2 separate regions of the Homo sapiens genome follow, and region 2 is linked to region 1. Evidence: chromatin contacts called from ENCODE Hi-C data. All regions are on one chromosome and are shown on one strand. The core of a region is the stretch at or near the end of the contact, and the rest is flanking DNA. Distances in the headings are between cores, read along the strand shown.

Region 1 (5,563 bases), core at 3,055-5,554:
TGAAAATTCACCATGTGACCCCTTCCCCACCACCCCACTAAAAATACAGGAAACCCTCCCAGTGCCTCCTAAATATTCATGGAGGAATCTTTCAGATGGCACCATAGGCAGTTTGATCTGCAAAGACAAAGTCACTAATATCACCTTTTAACAGCCAGTAGTTTCTTCCCTAATTAAGAATGTACTCTCCCCACCACCAGATTTCTTCTTAGTCTAAGGTTTCATCATCAGCCAGCATTTGCCAGTGCTGCCCTAAGGCGGCTGGCCATCAGAGCCACGTGGGAGCATCACTCCTCAGGCTTCACTGCCAGAAAGGCTGGCACCAGAGTTCTGGGATTGGACTAGGGAATCAGTATTTTTAACAGGTCCCCAAAGTGATTCTGATGCAGTCAGACCACAAATATTTGGCTTTTGGAAATTAATAAGTACCATTAGAGAGAAAGTTTGTATGAAAAAAAAAAATACATCACAAGTGCGGTTCTTGCTACTTCTGCCAAACTGCCATTTTCTCCAAGGTACTTCTTTCTGGTAATGGAGGAAGAGAGCTAAATCCAATTAAAACTCTCTGTGATGCTACTGAAGCTCAGTGTGATGGTTAATTTATGTATCAACTTGCCTGGGCTGAGGGATGTCCAGGTGGCTGGTAAGATATTATTTCCAGGTTTGTCCGTGAGAATGTTTCTAGAAGAGATTAGCATGTGAATCAGTAGACTGCATAGATTCCCTCACCAATGCAGGTGAGCATCATTCAATCTCTTGGGGGTCTGAATAAAAATGTGCTCTCTCTCTTTGAGCTGGGACATTCAGCTTCTTCTGCCCTCAGACATTGGCACTTCTGGCTCTCAGGCCTTTAGTCTCAGACTGAATTATACCACCAGCTTTCCTAGTTCTCTGGCTTACAGACAACAGATTGTGAACTTCTTGGCCCCTGTAATATCATAAGCAATTTATATAATAAATATCTATGTCAATACAGATATAGATAATTAGTTTTATTTCTCTAGAGAACCTTAACTAATACATCCATTGATATTAAAATCATTATCAACCTGATATATATTGGTAAATTAGAGTATGTCTCATCATATTATAGCATAATGATAAAGTCTTAATGCATATTCTACTTTTGCAATTTGGGGTCTAGCTAGCCTTCTCACAACTCGATGTAGGACATAGTTTAGATTCTTGTGTGTAGATAAGCCCTTGTCACCTTTTCAAAAAGTATTCTTTATAGCATTAAGTAACAGATGACCTAAATATTTTTAAAGTTTATAATTTACCTTTAAATCTGTAATTTGTACATTAAAAAGTTCAGGAATTATAAAGGCCCTGGAATTAATATAAAAACAAATATATTTTTAGTATAGGGAACAATCTCTTAGTTATGATTAAAGGCAACCTTATTTTTATCTCTCACCATTTGATTGCACCTTGAATTTATGTGGGCTCTTTAAAGATGTTAATGCCTAGACCCTACCCTCAATGGTTGTGATTTATTTGGACTGTAGCATAGCCCAGGCATTGGGATTTTTGAAAGTTTCCCAGGTGACATTAATACACAGCCAAGATTGAGAAGTGTGCTTCGCACACGATGGAGTGGGAGTACTCTGCAACTGAACCAAGGCTTGGGCAAGTCCCTAACTTCCCAGCAACTCTCAGAGGATGCAACCTTCTGCTCACCTGTGTAAAGCACAGTCTCAATGAGGAAGTTTGACAGTCCAGTCTCTTGGAGAAACCCAGCCTCTAGATTTCTCTATTTATTTTTGCTTTTAATGTCCTCTCCAGCTCACATGGCTCGGGTGGTGGAGGGGTGGCCAGTGAGCCCAGTCCTCCTGCTGTCTGCTCTCTCTGCTCATCTGCTCCCACAATACAGAATCAGTATTCTGCTTTGTGAAGGCTGGGCTGGGAGATAAAGAGGTGTGCATAAAGAGAAAGAGTTAGCAAAGTTACTTGGCTGGGAAGTTTCTTTGGGCTTTGGGGGCCTACCAGATGGTTAAAGCTGAAGTCGTGGCTGAGTAGACAGATGTTAAGCTATCCCTTTCCTACATGAGGCTCTTTCAAGGTCTCTTCAGAGATTTCCTTGTTGGGACTTCCTTCACCTGCAGTTTCCTTGGTTGCAACTCCTTTCCTGGCTACTTTGCATGTCCATACTAGCAGTCCCTACTGGCCTCTTTTTTCTGTGGCCTATTTTCCTCCCTGTTGGTCCCCAGGTAAAATCTCTTCCCCCGGCACACATCTGGTCCAGGGAAACACTGGCGCAGCCCTTAGACCATGCTCTCAGGGCTCTACCTCAGGAACACTTAGCCCTTTCATTGTTCTTCCCAGTTCCTGGCCCCAATCAGATTCAGTGCATTCTGTTAGATTTATCAGGCTTCCCAAAGTAGAGGGCACATTTCAGAGCCCTCCGGGACATCTACTTGAAGTCCCTTCACTTTCTCAGTTGGTGTGTTTAGAGCCAAAATGAAGCCAGTGGGCTGAGAGGTGAGGGTTGGGGCAGGAAGAACAAGGCAGCCTAGTTGGATATGATGTCTCAGGGGAAGAGGTCAGAGTGTAAAGGGGCCTAATAAGCCAAGGTACCTGCAGGGGTGCCCACTAGAAGGCTTTCTGCAGAATGCGATGTGATCTAATTATGATTCGAAGAATAGTGTGGACAGTAGGCAGACAAGAGCAGAATCAGATATGAGGCATCACAGATAAGACCTGCTCTCATGGCCCCTGCTGATGTGTAAGGCATTTCCCCCGAACCTCTTCTGCAGGTCAAGAAGACACTTTGCTCCTTCCTTTATCCTAACCCTCTGCCCAAACCTGAGAAAAATATGACAGAGGCCCATTGCAGTTTAGAAGGTCTTTATACTAACCCCAAGATTCTCATTTAGGAAAGAGTCCATAATGGTTTCACTGGAGTGAAGCAAAGGCAACTGTACAAATATAATCAGCCCACTGAAGGTTCTGGCCTACAACATAAGAGTTTCTTCTGTTTAGCACCATCAAACACTCTCGTGACTGCACATATCAATAACTTTAAGAAGTTACCTTCTCCCCACTTGGACACAGGGTGGGGAACATCACACACCAGGGCCTGTCGTGGGGTTGGGGGAGGGGGCAGGGATAGCATTAGGAGATATACCTAATGTAAATGACGAGTTAATGGGTGCAGCACACCAACATGGCGCATGTATACATATGTAACAAACCTGCACGTTGGCACATGTACTCTAGAACTTAAAGTATAGTAAAAATAAATAAATAGAAGTTACCTTCTCCCTTTTTGGAGGGCAATTTGACCACATCTATTAAAACTTTAAGTGCTCATAAAATTTGACCTTGCAATTTTACATCTGGCATCCATCCTACAGAAACACTGAAGTCTGTGCACAGAGTTACAAACACAAGAACATTCACTTTGCATTATTTGTAATAGTGAAAATTGAAAACCTTAATGTTTCATCAGTATAATGGTTAATTAATTCATGATAATCCATATTACAGATAGTTATGCAAAAGAAGACCAATTTGAACTCATGGAAACAGTGACACGATTTATGGTTAAGTGGGGGAAAAAACTAGTTTCAGGATAATATGTATGGCAAGATCCCACTCTTGGAGAGAAAAAAAGATATATGTGTACAGTGTATGCACCTGTGTCTGTAAAGGCCCACAACAAAGTCATCAAACTATTAACAGCAGTGGCCTTTGAGAAAGGGAGTGTGAGTGGAATGAAGAGGCCAAAGAGAGAATACAGATTGCTCAGCACTTCATAGTGTGATTTAATCTTTTGTAATAATAATGCATTTGTACATTTCCTATGTGACTTTTTTTAACTAGAAAAAATAAACAACAACAAAAAAAACAAGAAATACAGAAATGTGGTTGGCCTAAAAATCTTGGGTATTACTTCTTAATTTTAACAAAAATGTTCTTACAATCCTAGTCTGGTTGCTATTCCAGCCTTTCTAAATTCCTGACCTTCACTGCTCATCAAATTCTAATTAACCTTGTGGTTCCCCAGAGTCTTGCAGGTGTCCGGACCGGCTGGTGTCTCCTGGAGCAAACCAGCCCTCCTTCTTGTGGTAGGCAACTGCCTGGGTGCTAACTCCTCGGTGACAGCAGTGTAAATGATTCCATTGGTCTTCTAGGAGGCAGGAACTTCACAGACCTCAGTGCATAATAACAAATTCAATGCTTAACAGGACTTGTCATGCATGGAAGGAGCTGCGGTCGCCACCACAGTGGTCACAGGACCACAAGTGTGAAGTGAAGAGCTGGCTCTGACAGTGATTGCTCTCTCTAAACAGGTCAGGGTTTGTTCTGCCTCAGTACAAACAAACAGTGCCCTCTTCTGCCCAGCAGCAGAACTTCTCTTCAAAACCATCACCTTGTCAGAGTATCTGGAACTTTCACCCTGTTAGGTTGTTCACTGCAAAATGAGCCAAAGAAACTGGAAAATAACACTGATGAGGGAGAGGTCATCTGTCGGAAAGCTGTCACTCTGATTCTGCCCTAAATTCATGTCCCAATTTTACAAGCATTCTATTTTAACCGCAGAGAAGATGAAAAGATTTAAATAATAGAGTAAGTTACATCTATCAAACTGGCCAAAAAAAAAAAAAATTTAAGTGCTTAAACTTTGTATTGCTATGATAAAATATTATCCATGGTATGGAATATCAGTTCAAGCTTTCTGAGAAACAGTCTGGCAGCTGGTTACCATTTTAAAAATATCCTTTATTACATTTTAGTTCAATAATTATTTATTTGGGAATATTTCATGAAAAAAATAGACACAAAGACAATGAAGTAATTTACATAAAGATGCTTAGAGCCATGTCATATTTCATTATTATATACTGAAAAACTGGAAAAACTCAAGTACAAATGGCAAGCAGTAAATAAATTGTTATATGAAGTACAATATAGTATTACAATGCTTTACTATAAAGCCATTATGAATTGTAATTTCAGGCCAGGCATAGTGGCTCATGCCTGTAATCCCAGCACTTTGGGAAGCCGAGGCACGTGGGCTGCTTGAGCTCAGGAGTTTGAAACCAGCCTGAGCAACATGGCAAAACCTCGTCTCTACAAAAAATACAAAAATTGGCCACGTGTGGCGATGCACGCCTGTGGTCCCAGCTACTCAGGAAGCTGAGGTGGGATGATTGCTTAAGCCCAGGAGGTTGGGCTGCAGTGAACCTAGATAGCACAAATGCACTCCAGCCTGGGCGGCAGAGTGATACCCTATCTCAAAACAAACAAAAAATGGTAATTTCAGGGACTGACATAATAGATTTACTGTATATATGATACTGGAAAAACATAGAATACAAAATGATGCTCATACTCTTACTATAATGCAAGTGTATACAATGGTAAAGGATTTTAGAGTAAACAGAGTTTAGTATACACTCTTATATCTAAAGATAGTTCAGTATGAAGCAATATAGAAAGGTAGGAGAGGGAAAGAAAGCAAGACAGAAAACAAAATCTATTAGCTATTGTGTCATGCCTCATTTCTAACTGCCTCATCTCAAAGTATCATTTTCTCTGTTTTGGAAGCCAGAGAAAT
Region 2 (5,863 bases), core at 334-2,833, 460 kb before region 1:
CATGTGTAGAATGGAGGGTATATGTTCTCAGGGAAAATGAAACTGTCTGCTGTCAGTTCATTCCTAAGTACTCGTGATAATTAAATAGCGTTTTGTGACCATTTCAGTTTTAGCCAACGTTTTCCACTCTTCAACTTAGATTTGCACATTCTTTCTACTTAAATATGTTCCTGAGCCCCAGTTGTTTGGTGTCCTGTTATTTTGAATTATGATACTGAACAGTGAATAAAGAAGGAAGAATTTTCTATTTCATTAGAGGGCACTGATTATATGACAACTGACATAAAAATAAACTACTTCTCAATACTTCAGAACTAGAACATAGTAAATAATGCCATCAATGTGTTTTATGTATAGTCCTTCAAAGATGGGGATTTCTACTAGAAGCCTTAAAGGGTTGAAGTTTATCTTGGTTTTAGTGAGAAACTGAATTTTTAGATTATCAGCTTGGAAATGTTCTAAAGGCCTCAATGATTTGCTGAGCATCATCAAATGAAAGAAGGACACCTTAATGGTCTCCAACCACTCAGGAAGGAAGCACAGACAAAAGGACTGATAGACAAAAGGAAAGAAGGGAGGGAGGGAGGGAGGGAAGGAGGAAGAAAGGAAAGAAGGAAGGAAGGAAAGAAAGAAGGAAGGAAAGAAGGAAGGAAGGGAGGGAAGGAGGGAGGGAGGGAGGGAGGGAGGAAGAGAGGGAGGGAGGGAAGGAGTGAAAGAAAAAGGGAAGAGGACAGGTGGAAAGCAGGGGAAGGAGGGTATATACGGTCAAGACAGCTCCATTCTCTAACTCATGGTTTTAATATTGAGCTTGCATAAATTCTCAGAGAATAAGCTTCTATAAGTTTACATCTTAAAGGACAAAACTTTTTTCTCTCTCCTCTGCTTTCTCAAGTTGGAATAGGGTAGGTCATCCTGCAACTGCTCAAATCCAGTCCCAGGGAATATGAAGACACTCGTTTCAGTTGTCCCTAAGGTGAAGACAGAACTTCTGGAATCTAAAAACCATCCCAGTTCCAAAGAATTTGCTCTCTGTTCTTGTACTTCTTCCCTTATTCTTCAGGTTAGTTTAGTGATTGAGAGAGCCAAAAAGACCTCATCCACATCAGGTTGACTCCTGTAAGATTCAGATGGGAAGATGAGATCAATTCATTCCATTCATTTGCATGAAATTTAATTCATTTTGAATCTCTCTGGGGGATGGGAGATGGCTAAAATATGGAAGTAAACAAGATTATCATTCGGAGAAAGAAAATGTGTACTGAACATAATTAGTAAGAGTGGTCAAAGGAAACAACATTAACCTGCGGAGCTCATATGGGCTTTTGGGGGTCAATGAGGAGGGAGTTTATTGAAAATTTTTGTGAAATAAAATTGCCCTTCCAAAATTTCATTATATTTGAAAGTTAACAGCCTAAAACTGTTGCACATTTCAAGCTGTTTGGTGAGTCTGGAAGCTTTGTGATTCAGATTAATCCCGTGGTGGCTGCCTCCACCCCCATTGTTTTCTTTATTAGGAAGCAAAGATTCCCATATGTTTCCGTGTAAGACAGAATGACTCAGCCATTTTATATTTAATGCACCCTTGGATAGCTGCTTTAGATTTTATATGCCAGTACAAGAGCACAGAAATTGACTGTGACACCGTCTGTTGATGAAATAAAGAGAATGGCCCTGGAGACAAGAGAGCTTTATGTTCTGGTTGAAAAATGCAGAAAACACGAATTTGATCAATGCTGTTATTTGCCAATATCTCTAAAATGGACTCTTTGTTCCAGAATTAAGTTTAATCAAATAATAAAAGTGTTGAGATTGCCTTGATCAATATGGAGGTCATGTGCAAGGTGCTTATCCCCTAATACTCCTCAGGAACCAGTAGTATATTTACAAGAATTCGTGGTGGGCACTGAAAGAAAGAACTATGTGAGAGGACTTCCATTTATCTCAAGATGAGGTCTGCCGACATTACTTACTACCACATTCTTTTCTCTACAAACTACACCTTCAATACATGTAGAAGAACCTTGCTTGAGGTATATAGCTTGTAGGGATCTTCAAACATCAACCCAGAAAGTTGGAATAAGAAAAATATACTTACCTCTGTTTCAGTCAATAATTTTCTTTTTTTTTATTATTTTCTTTTTTTTTTTTTATTTTTGAGACGGAGTCTCACTCTGTCATCCAGGCTGGAATGCAGTGGCGCGATCTCTGCACACTCTCATGCTCCGCCTCCCGGGTTCACGCCATTCTCTTGCTTCAGCCTCCCGAGTAGCTGGGACTACAGGAGCCCGCCACCACACCCGGCTAATTTTTTTTTTTTTTTTTTGTATTTTTATTAGAGACGGGGTTTCACTGTGTTAGCCAGGATGGTCTCGATCTCCTGACCTCGTGATCCGCCCGCCTCAGCCTCCCAAAGTGCTGGGATTACAGGCGTGAGCCACCACGCCCGGCCCATTCAATAATTTTTTGTTCACTTTATCAGGAGTTTTACCACAATTCATCCAGTCAAAAGACTTGATCCTTGCCAAAAACCTAAATAACACTTTACATTCTTATCTTTAAAAATCCATGGTCACCAAGTCCCATAGATTCTACCCCCTTGGTATTTCTTAGTTCTGCCTCTTCCTGCACTAAGTTCTTAATTTATTCCCAATAGCTCTGCCTGCATTATAGCAATAGATTCATAATTAATCATCTGTACCCAGTGCCCCTCCCTCTTACCTATAAAACCATTGTCCAAAAGGTTGTCAATGTAAAAAATTGCACTGGACAAAGCAAAATACACTTTTTACTTTAATAAATTCTATTTACTGAAGGCTGTGTAAGACTAATCAGACTATCATTTATTCAAGACAATTGCAAGAGGGAAAAGAGACTAAACTCAAATCCACGGAAACAAAAGCCCAGAAAGTTTTTAGGAGCTGGAGTGGGGGGACTTGTATGTCATCTGTGTTTGCTAATTGGCCTAACCAAAAGAGAAAGTAAGCTTTCTCCTGTCTTCAGGACAGGTGGTAGTTTTACAACTTGGAGCAAGGAGCCACTGAAGTTAAGTTTCTACCTCACCATGGAGGCTGAGAGAAAGGGGTGCTATCTTTTTGGATGATTACACTTCAAAGAGATGACTCCAAGGTCCTTAAGGAATACATGCCCTGGGTTGTAAACCTGGCAGTAGGCTTTTTAAGGAGATTTACATTCATTCCAAAGTGGCAGAGAAAGAATTTGTCATTAATAGTTTTCTAAAGTAAATGCTATAAGAAAAGAAAGCTCGGGGGGGCCTATAGTCAGAAAGAAATCTATGAGAGTGAGCAGGAGTTGCATATTTTTCACATTATCTTCCTGCACCCATCATAGTGTTAGTTACTTTGAAAGTTCTCCTTTAATATTTTTCAACTAAATTAAAGGTGCAGTTGTTTGAAAAATATAAGGGCTTACAAATAGAATTCTTAAATTTCTCAATGGTAGTAAATCATCAACTTTTGAGGGTAAATTTTAAAAATAATGTAATTTGGAAGTATTTTTGAATAAAAATTCAACCAATATTTTAAACACCTGTAATAATTATTCTTTCATTTAAAGTTTAAAATTAGCTTGGAAGGTTTTATGCAAAAAGCATATCACTTAAGTAAAAGCCTAGTTCTAAGAACTTCCAAGTTCAATGCTCATTTATATAAAAGACATAGAATATGTTTGTTAACAAATTAGTCTCAATATTCTAGGGTGTTTGGAAAGCACCTCTGAGTAGGGTTATGTCTCTGTGAGTTCATAATAATTATATATTGACTAAATATTTTGGAATATTCTCATTGTTTAAGGCACCATAACAAAACAGGGTTTAAGTCCCGTGGCTTAACCAGTTTGACACATTTACAGTACTGTAAAATCATGCTCCGCTGTGATAATGAATCTGTTAGTCAGGCTTCTTGTAATGTTCAGACACTTTCCTGCTAAACAGCTGCTTTACTGCTTTACACCTGCTAGTGAATGAATTGCATTCACTGAGTTTGTTTAGTTCAATTTAAATTTAGGGATCATATCTGAAAACATGAATTATTTAAATCTCCCAAGTCTTTGGTGGAAAAAAGAGATTCTTTAAAAATTCTTTCAAAGATAACTGAAATCTGGCTACATTAAGTTAATGCCATGGAGGAGGAAACATGTCAGGTCATGACTATTTGATAAAAAATAAAACTAGAAAACTTTAAAACATATTTTTGTTGAATATAATTTACATACTGTGAAATACAGAAATCTAAAGTGTATATGTCAAAAATTTTAACAAATACATACATTAGTATAATCTTGATCTCTGTCATATTTCAGAATTTTGTTTTTTCTTTTTCTCTTTTTTTTCTTTGAGATGGAGTCTCGCTCTGTGGCCCAGGCTGGAGTGCAGTGGTGCAATCTCTGTTCACTACAACCTCAGCCTCTCAGGTTCAAGCAACTCTCCTGCCTCAGCCTCCCTAGTAGCTGGGATTACAGGTGCCTACCACCATGCCCGGCTAATTTTTGTAATTTTAGTAGAGACGGTGTTTCACCGTGTTGGCCAGGCTGGTATTGAACTCCTGACCTCAAGTGATCTGCCCGCTTCAGCCTCCCAAAGTGCTTGGATTATAGGCGTGAGCCACCATGCTCGGGCGAGAATATTTTTATCACCACAGAAATTTTCCTCATACCCTTTCTCAGTTAAAAGCCCACCTAAAGCAAACATCCTAGATGTGTCATGCTTATTCTAGAAATCCATATAAATGGAATATTACATAAGTAGTTTGTTGGTTCTGTTTACTTTCACTTAGCATGGTGGTTTTGGTGAGTCTTCCAATAGGAAATTTCAAAATTCACCCACCTTTATGTTTTCCTTTTTATTACTGATGAGTATTTAATTGTATGACTATATCACATTTTGTTAGTCCATTCTCTTGTCGGTGAACACCTAGGATGTTTCTAATTTGGGGTTATTGTAAATAAAGTTGCCATAAAAAATCATTGTATGGGTATACCCAGTAATGGGATTGCTGGGTCAAATGGTAGTTCTGTTTTTAACTCTTTGAGGAACCACCACACTACTTTCCACAATGGTTGAACTAATTTATACTCCCTCCAATAATGTATAAGCATTCCCTTTCCTTCTCAACCTTGCCAGCATCTGTTGTTTTTTTGACTTTTTGGTAATAGTCATTCAGACTGGTGTGAGATGGCATCTTATTGTGGTTTTGATTTGCATTTCTCTAATAACCAGTGATATTGACCTTTTCTTTAAATTGTTCTTCCATAAAGACACATGCATGTGTATGTTCATTGCAGCACTATTCACAATATGAAAAACATGAAATCAACCTAAATGCCCATTAATCGTAGACCAGATAAAGAAAATGTGGTACATATATACCATGGAATACTATGCAGCCATAAAAAAGAATGAGATCATGTCCTTTGTAAGAACATGGAGGAAGCCGGAGGCCATCATCCTTAGCAAACTAGCACAGGAACAGGAAACCAAATACTGCATGTTCCCACTTATAAGCGGGAACTAAATGATGAGGACATATGGACACAAAGATGAGAACAACAAACATTGGGGCCTATTTGAGGATGAAGGGCAGGAGGAGGGAGAGGATCCGAAAAAAACAAGGTACTAGGCTTAGTACTTGGGTGATGAAATAATCTGCACAACAAAGCCCTGTGACACAAGTTTACCTGTATCACAAACCTATGCATGTGCCCCGATCCTAAAAGTTAAATAAAAGAATAAAATAAATCTAAAAGTCCTTGTATCTAAAAGGAAAATTGCTGAGTTGTATGGTAAGTATATGGTTAACTTCATAAGAAATTGCCAAAATCTTTCCCAAAGTTGTTCTACTATTTGATG

Evidence for each region. A loop is a pair of places that touch in the nucleus more often than their neighbours do. Pooled maps may share reads with other maps.
Region 2: a loop to region 1 is called in a map with no recorded cell type, with 6 times the contacts of the local background. The contact joins two enhancer-like sites. A Hi-C loop is called at or near these places in 10 of 37 single-sample maps with no recorded cell type and 3 of 50 pooled maps.

What each region holds. Positions count from the first base shown.
Region 1 is chr4:141,306,117-141,311,679 of GRCh38, reverse strand. No RefSeq gene overlaps it. Among named protein-coding and RNA genes, the nearest start is that of LINC02432, 24 kb to the left of the region's middle. Within about 2 kb of position 4,304, at least 3 of the 41 ENCODE cell types and tissues checked have a DNase peak (open chromatin) inside an H3K27ac peak, as active enhancers do.
Region 2 is chr4:141,764,836-141,770,698 of GRCh38, reverse strand. No RefSeq gene overlaps it. Among named protein-coding and RNA genes, the nearest start is that of IL15, 130 kb to the right of the region's middle. Within about 2 kb of position 1,583, at least 2 of the 41 ENCODE cell types and tissues checked have a DNase peak (open chromatin) inside an H3K27ac peak, as active enhancers do.